2 separate regions of the Homo sapiens genome follow, and region 2 is linked to region 1. The links are chromatin contacts, found by Hi-C or POLR2A ChIA-PET in ENCODE. All regions are on one chromosome and are shown on one strand. The core of a region is the stretch at or near the end of the contact, and the rest is flanking DNA. Distances in the headings are between cores, read along the strand shown. Region 1 has its middle 55 kb from the start of PTGFRN. Region 2 overlaps PTGFRN (prostaglandin F2 receptor inhibitor).

Region 1 (3,054 bases), core at 391-2,890:
CTATTGAAAACCAATTTCATTAATCACAGCCAAAAATAAAATTGATTTGGAATGTGATTTACCCAGATAAATCATCAGCTCAAGGGACTGCTTGGAGAGAAGGAGAGCTGACCTATGCCTGTTGACTCACCATGTAAACACAGTCATGGTAATTTACTAGCAGCAAGACCTGTTTCCTGCTGAGCAGTTCCAGTCTGAGCTCCAGAGCTAGACGCAGAGGAAGGGGTCAAACATGTCCACATGGAACCTGTTTTTTCTTTTTCCCCACCCCCACCAACTTCTGAGTGATCAGAGGCTCCCTTGTTGCAATGTCATCAAAATGAGACGTGGAAATTCCTCACCTGCCATAAGCTAGACAGAGCTTTTGAGATGCAAACCGTATACACTCTCAGAGGAGAGGATTGAAACCAAAGAGAGAAGTCACTTTCAAAGCACCATCCCCCTACCTTCCCCCTTCCATACACATGCTAAGCACACAGAGCTTTTGCAATCTGCTACGAAAACAGAATTTTAAAATAAACCCCAGTCTACTCTCTCAAATCAGAATTTAGAAGAAAATGGATTTCTGTAAGGTGAATTTGCTCTCCCAAAGTAGTTCCATTCACACACATGTACATACACACACACACACACACACACACATAAAATGCAGCACTCATTAATAGGCCAAATATGGAACAAGCAATTTTATCCTCAGCAAAAGAGAGACATTCAATAATTATGAGGACAGGCTTGAGGCTGCGTAAAAATAAAACTTACAGAAGCCAGCAGATGGCACTTAATCATAATTTTTCCTATGATTTCTATTAATTGTCAAATATTTTTCATTCTGCCTTCCCAATAAAACAAATGATATGCTAATGTGGCACAGTAAGTAACATTTTCCCTTTGAGATATTGAATAGGCTTGTTACATAAAATTCCCCCACCTACATAACTAGCCCAAGACCCACATTTCTCGTGCATAGATTTATCATATCACACTATGCATATGCATGTCCGTATATCTGTGCGCTTCCAAGCACGCAGCACATTTGATAAATGCAAAAAGTAAAAGCTAACACCTTCATTTATTTCCAAAAGCAAGCCCAAATCAAGGATCTGTTGTTCCTGAAACAGCCACATAAAATCATTTAAACCACGTTGTCCACCAGAAACAGAAATGCAGAAATACCTCAGGGAGGCCACTTTGGCAGTTTTCTTCAGGGCTCCTATTACAAGCATTAACAAGGTGAATGACCCCTTCCAGGCTGCTCTGTCTCACCTGCCAATTCCTCTACTTTCTTCCCCCACACTCCTTCCTTCTCCCCACGCTTCCACAATGCTGCACCCTTTTTCTGCTTTTTTATTTCCTTTCTATATTCTACTTCTGTTTTCTTTAATCTCTTCTCCCTCTTGAGCACTGGACTTGGTTTCCTGAATCTTGCAGGGACAGATGCTGTACCAGTCAGAGTTCTTGGTTTCTGACACCAGAAATCGACTCTGTTAAGCAGAAAATATTTATTGCAGAGCAATCAAGTAGTTCACAGAATCCACAGGAAGCCTGGAGAATCTGGCTCAGTAAACAGGCAAAAACCAAGGGTGTTGGCACCAGAAAAGACAGCCAAGGTCACACCACTGAAAACCACATGTCTGGGACAGTGCCACCAGCACCACGGTCACCAGCCACTAACAGCTACCACTGCGCCCAGGCTCTCCTGAATAATGGTTCACTGGCTCTGAGGGCTTGTTTCATTTCCTCCAGATTCCCTATCCAGGCTGGGAAGCCCACGGCCAAGGCTGGGAGGGCTGGCCTCATGAGTTGCTCTCCAAGAGCAGAGCTGTTGTTCTGGCTCAGACCAAAGCAGGGCGGGGGCACAAGCTTCAGTGCCTAGAAGATCTAGCATGAATGCAGGAGAAAGTGGATCTCGAGAAATACTGGCAATGAGAGAGCACCAGGTGTCACAGACACTACTCATTTTAAACCTGCCCTTTCCTGGTGCACAGATAGGGAAGTCTGTGCTCCCAAACTAAGTGGAATAATTTTGGGGAAAGGAAAGATATTGAGTGGGATGCAGGTCAGTTATGCCAGTTTTGGAAAGACAAACAATAAAGCAAAATCCGGCTGATGCTGTAGCCCTGTGCAGTCCACTCAGTTATTCCATACATACTTCGTTCTAGACAAAGCAAGGAGCTACCATTGCTAATGTGAACACTTCATTTTCAGGTTCTATTTAGCCAATTTAAATTCCAGCTCCTAAGCACTATTCCTTTGACTTCCCACATCTTAACCCTTAATGGGTGAAGGCTAGCCTCTTTCTAGGGATGAAATTTGTAACATGATTCCAAGCTCAGCGCAGGGGCCTCCCTCTCTCCTCCTGCCAGCTGGTCCCAATTATGAGCTGGTTTGGGTAATTTGAGAGTGTGGAGGGTGCCTGTGCAGTAGGAGGAGTATTTTCTAAGCACTCAGCTTCCCAAGCCCAACTAGAACTAATAGATGCTTTAATATTCTGAATTCTGAGGGGATTTGTAATGGTTTTCCAAAAAAGGAAATAAAATGTGTAAATAAAATCACTTGGTGGCATGCCTGGTAACCACTGCAAGTGCAGAGTGAAAAATCAAGTCTGTAGCATTCCAGCAAAGCTCCAACTTTGCCTACATTTCTTGGGCAGCTACCTCAGTTTTCCTGTGTTTTAACAGAGGGGGCCTGTGTGGCTGCAAGTTTTCTTGTGAGAGATGACACCAGACTTTGTGAGAGATGACAAAGACTTTTGGGGATCTCCAGCCCAGATTTTAAAGGGCTGAGGATATATCTGAGCTCAATTTTGTTATTTTCAACTTAATGTTTCTTGAGCATCTATTATATCCGACACATAGCACATTCTGGGAATTCAAAGCTGAAAAAAGCTCAGAATCTACTAAGATGGTTCTCTTTCAACAAGCAGCATTCCAAGGGTAGAAGAGTTAGCCCTTGGCTGGGAGGAGCATTTTGTCACTTACATTGTTCGGAATTGCCACGGCTCATGTGATTATACAAACCAGATGGCATTTAGTTGGTTTTATTATTATTATTATT
Region 2 (3,270 bases), core at 42-2,541, 130 kb after region 1:
TGTAATCCCAGCTACTCGGAGGCTGAAGCAGGAGAATTGCTTGAACCCAGGAGGTGGAGGTTGCAGTGAGCCGAGATCGCACCATTGCACTCCAGCCCAGGCGACAATGGGATACTCCATCTCAAAAAAAAAAAAAAGAGACTCCTTCTGGAGTCAGTGGCACAGAGTGGGTACTTCACGGAGCCCCAAGATGGGAGGATGAGCTCCCAGCCTCGTTGGCCCACGATGAACACCAGGGTCAACCTAACTAGACAGTCAGAGCTTTGTTCCTTGAGCATCCCAGAGTGGGGACAGTTGTTCCTTGGTTTACAAAAAACATGTCTCCTTTGTGGAAAATTTCAGAAAGTACATGTTAGTCGAAATAACTCCATAAAGAGAATTAAAGTCCAGGGGCCTCCGAGGATGAGTAAAAGCCTTTTGAGTGTTTCCCTAGTGATCAGTCAGATGGAAATTGGAGCCCTAGCTCTTCCACAGACTACTTAGCCTTTCTGATCCATTTTCTCTCGTAAAATGGGATAATAGTCTTCTATGGGGCTATTTCGAAAATTAAACCTTAGCAAACGTAAAGCACCTAGCCCAGTGGCAGCGTCCACCCAAGGAGCATGGGTACTTATGGGGAAAGGAAGGTGGGATTTCAAGGGTGGAGTCTAAATGGTGTTTGTGCATTTCTGACACTTAAATCATCTGTACCATATTTTGCATCTTAGGAATTCCTTGCTTGAAGTAACTCCGTATAAAAACCCAGATTTAACAAACAGGGGAGTGATTATTCACTTTGCTAGATAATTTAGTATAGTGTTACTTAAAATAGCTCCCTTAGTACACTTCAGTTATTTGATGCATAGGATTGATTTATGCATGGTTTTTTTAAGGATGCATCTGCTGCTGAACGTGCGGTGCCCTTATACTGACTTTTAAAAATCAATCTTTTGCCAAAACCCTAAAAAGCAAGTTGACATTCAAAGGCATCGAGTGAAATCTTCTTTGTGGTTTTTATTCTCCCCGCAGAGCTGGGTAGGAAGACATTTGCTCATTTTTGTGACAGATAAGGCTGAGCTTCTCCTGTCTCCAGTGGTGTGCTAGGTGCTAGATGCAGGAGGAATGAGACCTTATCTCTCGGGAGATCCTGCTCCAGTGGGGAAGGGAGGCGAGGGTGCCCCCAAAGCGGCCTCCCTCGCAGCACTGACTGGCTTCCCCTTTGATCTCTCCCTCCCAGTGCTGAACGCCTTCAAGTATCCCTTGCTGATCGGCGTCGGTCTGTCCACGGTCATCGGGCTCCTGTCCTGTCTCATCGGGTACTGCAGCTCCCACTGGTGTTGTAAGAAGGAGGTTCAGGAGACACGGCGCGAGCGCCGCAGGCTCATGTCGATGGAGATGGACTAGGCTGGCCCGGGAGGGGAGTGACAGAGGGACGTTCTAGGAGCAATTGGGGCAAGAAGAGGACAGTGATATTTTAAAACAAAGTGTGTTACACTAAAAACCAGTCCTCTCTAATCTCAGGTGGGACTTGGCGCTCTCTCTTTTCTGCATGTCAAGTTCTGAGCGCGGACATGTTTACCAGCACACGGCTCTTCTTCCCACGGCACTTTCTGATGTAACAATCGAGTGTGTGTTTTCCCAACTGCAGCTTTTTAATGGTTAACCTTCATCTAATTTTTTTTCTCCCACTGGTTTATAGATCCTCTGACTTGTGTGTGTTTATAGCTTTTGTTTCGCGGGGTTGTGGTGAGGAAGGGGTGATGGCATGCGGAGTTCTTTATCTTCAGTGAGAATGTGCCTGCCCGCCTGAGAGCCAGCTTCCGCGTTGGAGGCACGTGTTCAGAGAGCTGCTGAGCGCCACCCTCTACCCGGCTGACAGACAACACAGACCTGTGCCGAAGGCTAATTTGTGGCTTTTACGACCCTACCCCACCCCCTGTTTTCAGGGGTTTAGACTACATTTGAAATCCAAACTTGGAGTATATAACTTCTTATTGAGCCCAACTGCTTTTTTTTTTTTTTTTTTTGCTTCTCTGCCCCTTTTCCATTTCTTTTGTATTTGTTTTCTGTGAGAGCACTGAAATGGCAGCCCTGGAATCTACAATTTGGCTCTCCACTGAGCACCTTATCTTGCCACCTTAGCCTTAAGAATGAATATGAAGAAAAATACACAGCCACCTCTGTCCAGGGCAGTAAGAAGGGCTGCAAGGAAGGGGAGGATGGGGACAAGGAAAGGATCAGATACCTGCTCCAGTAGTTGTGAGGCCACTGTGTCTCAGGGGACTCCAGGAGGAGCAGAAGAGGGATCCCACGAAGTTATTCTTACGCAGCTGGGGCCAGGAGGGTCAGAGTGGTGCCAGGTGCAAGTTAGGCTAAAGAAGCCACCACTATTCCTCTCTCTTGCCCATTGTGGGGGGCAAAGGCATTGGTCACCAAGAGTCTTGCAGGGGGACCCACAGATATGCCATGTCCTTCACACGTGCTTGGGCTCCTTAACCTGAAGGCAAATTGCTACTTGCAAGACTGACTGACTTCAAGGAATCAGAAATTACCTAGAAGCACCATGTTTTTTCTATGACCTTTTCAGTCCTTCAGGTCATTTTAAGGTCCACTGCAGGGGGTTAGTGAGAAAGGGTATACTTTGTGGTATGTTTTGCTTTCCTAATAGGGACATGAAGGAAACCCAGCAATTTGCTGTTATGTGAATGGCCTGTAGAGCAGAGTCAAGAGCGGTGTGCTTTGCCCGACTGCTCCCATCAGGAATAGGAGAGTAGACAGAGATCTTCCACATCCCAGGCTTCTGCTGCTGCTTTAAAAGCTCTGTCCTTGGAGCCTCCCGCTCCCTGAAGTGTCTCGCCCCCTGCACAGCACTGGCCTTTCGGAAGCATCCCAGTAGGGTTTTCTGAGGCTCGCTGGTGACTCATGCCCTAATTGCAATCCTCTGCTTTTATCTTGACTTTGAAGGATCTAACACTGCTCTCTCTTCCAAAGGGGAAAAAAAGATTCATTTGTTTTGAGCAATAAACTAATACAAAATGATGGCCATTCATGTGCAGCTCTTTGTCACCATGGGCCGGATGAGTTGTGCTCCTCCTGGCTCACCATTTCCCCCTGCTCCCCCACAGCCGGTTCTGCACTTATCACCGAGTCGCCCCTGGAAGCAGATTCCCATTGAGTTTTCCCCACCAAGGGGACCATGCACATGGTAGAAACATTAGATTCTGCATTGACAGTAGCCTTTCCTTGGCCCGGGCCTGTGGTGGGAAGACGGGCAACAAGTATACCCCACCA

Evidence for each region. Hi-C counts contacts between places; a loop is a spot of excess contacts on that map. ChIA-PET counts read pairs that join two places held with the same protein, here RNA polymerase II (POLR2A). Pooled maps may share reads with other maps.
Region 2: a loop to region 1 is called in a map of sigmoid colon, with 4 times the contacts of the local background. The contact joins two enhancer-like sites. A Hi-C loop is called at or near these places in 1 of 168 maps with a recorded cell type or tissue (sigmoid colon) and 4 of 50 pooled maps. POLR2A ChIA-PET finds 5 or more read pairs at or near these places in 1 of 52 experiments (CD4-positive, alpha-beta memory T cell).

The regions. Positions count from the first base shown.
Region 1 is chr1:116,853,696-116,856,749 of GRCh38, forward strand. No RefSeq gene overlaps it. Among named protein-coding and RNA genes, the nearest start is that of PTGFRN, 55 kb to the right of the region's middle. Within about 2 kb of position 1,641, at least 13 of the 41 ENCODE cell types and tissues checked have a DNase peak (open chromatin) inside an H3K27ac peak, as active enhancers do.
Region 2 is chr1:116,985,585-116,988,854 of GRCh38, forward strand. PTGFRN (prostaglandin F2 receptor inhibitor) reads left to right here. Exons shown (of 9, transcript NM_020440.4): 9 at 1,217-3,270. The coding sequence ends at 1,383. Among named protein-coding and RNA genes, the nearest start is that of CD101, 15 kb to the right of the region's middle. Within about 2 kb of position 1,292, at least 5 of the 41 ENCODE cell types and tissues checked have a DNase peak (open chromatin) inside an H3K27ac peak, as active enhancers do.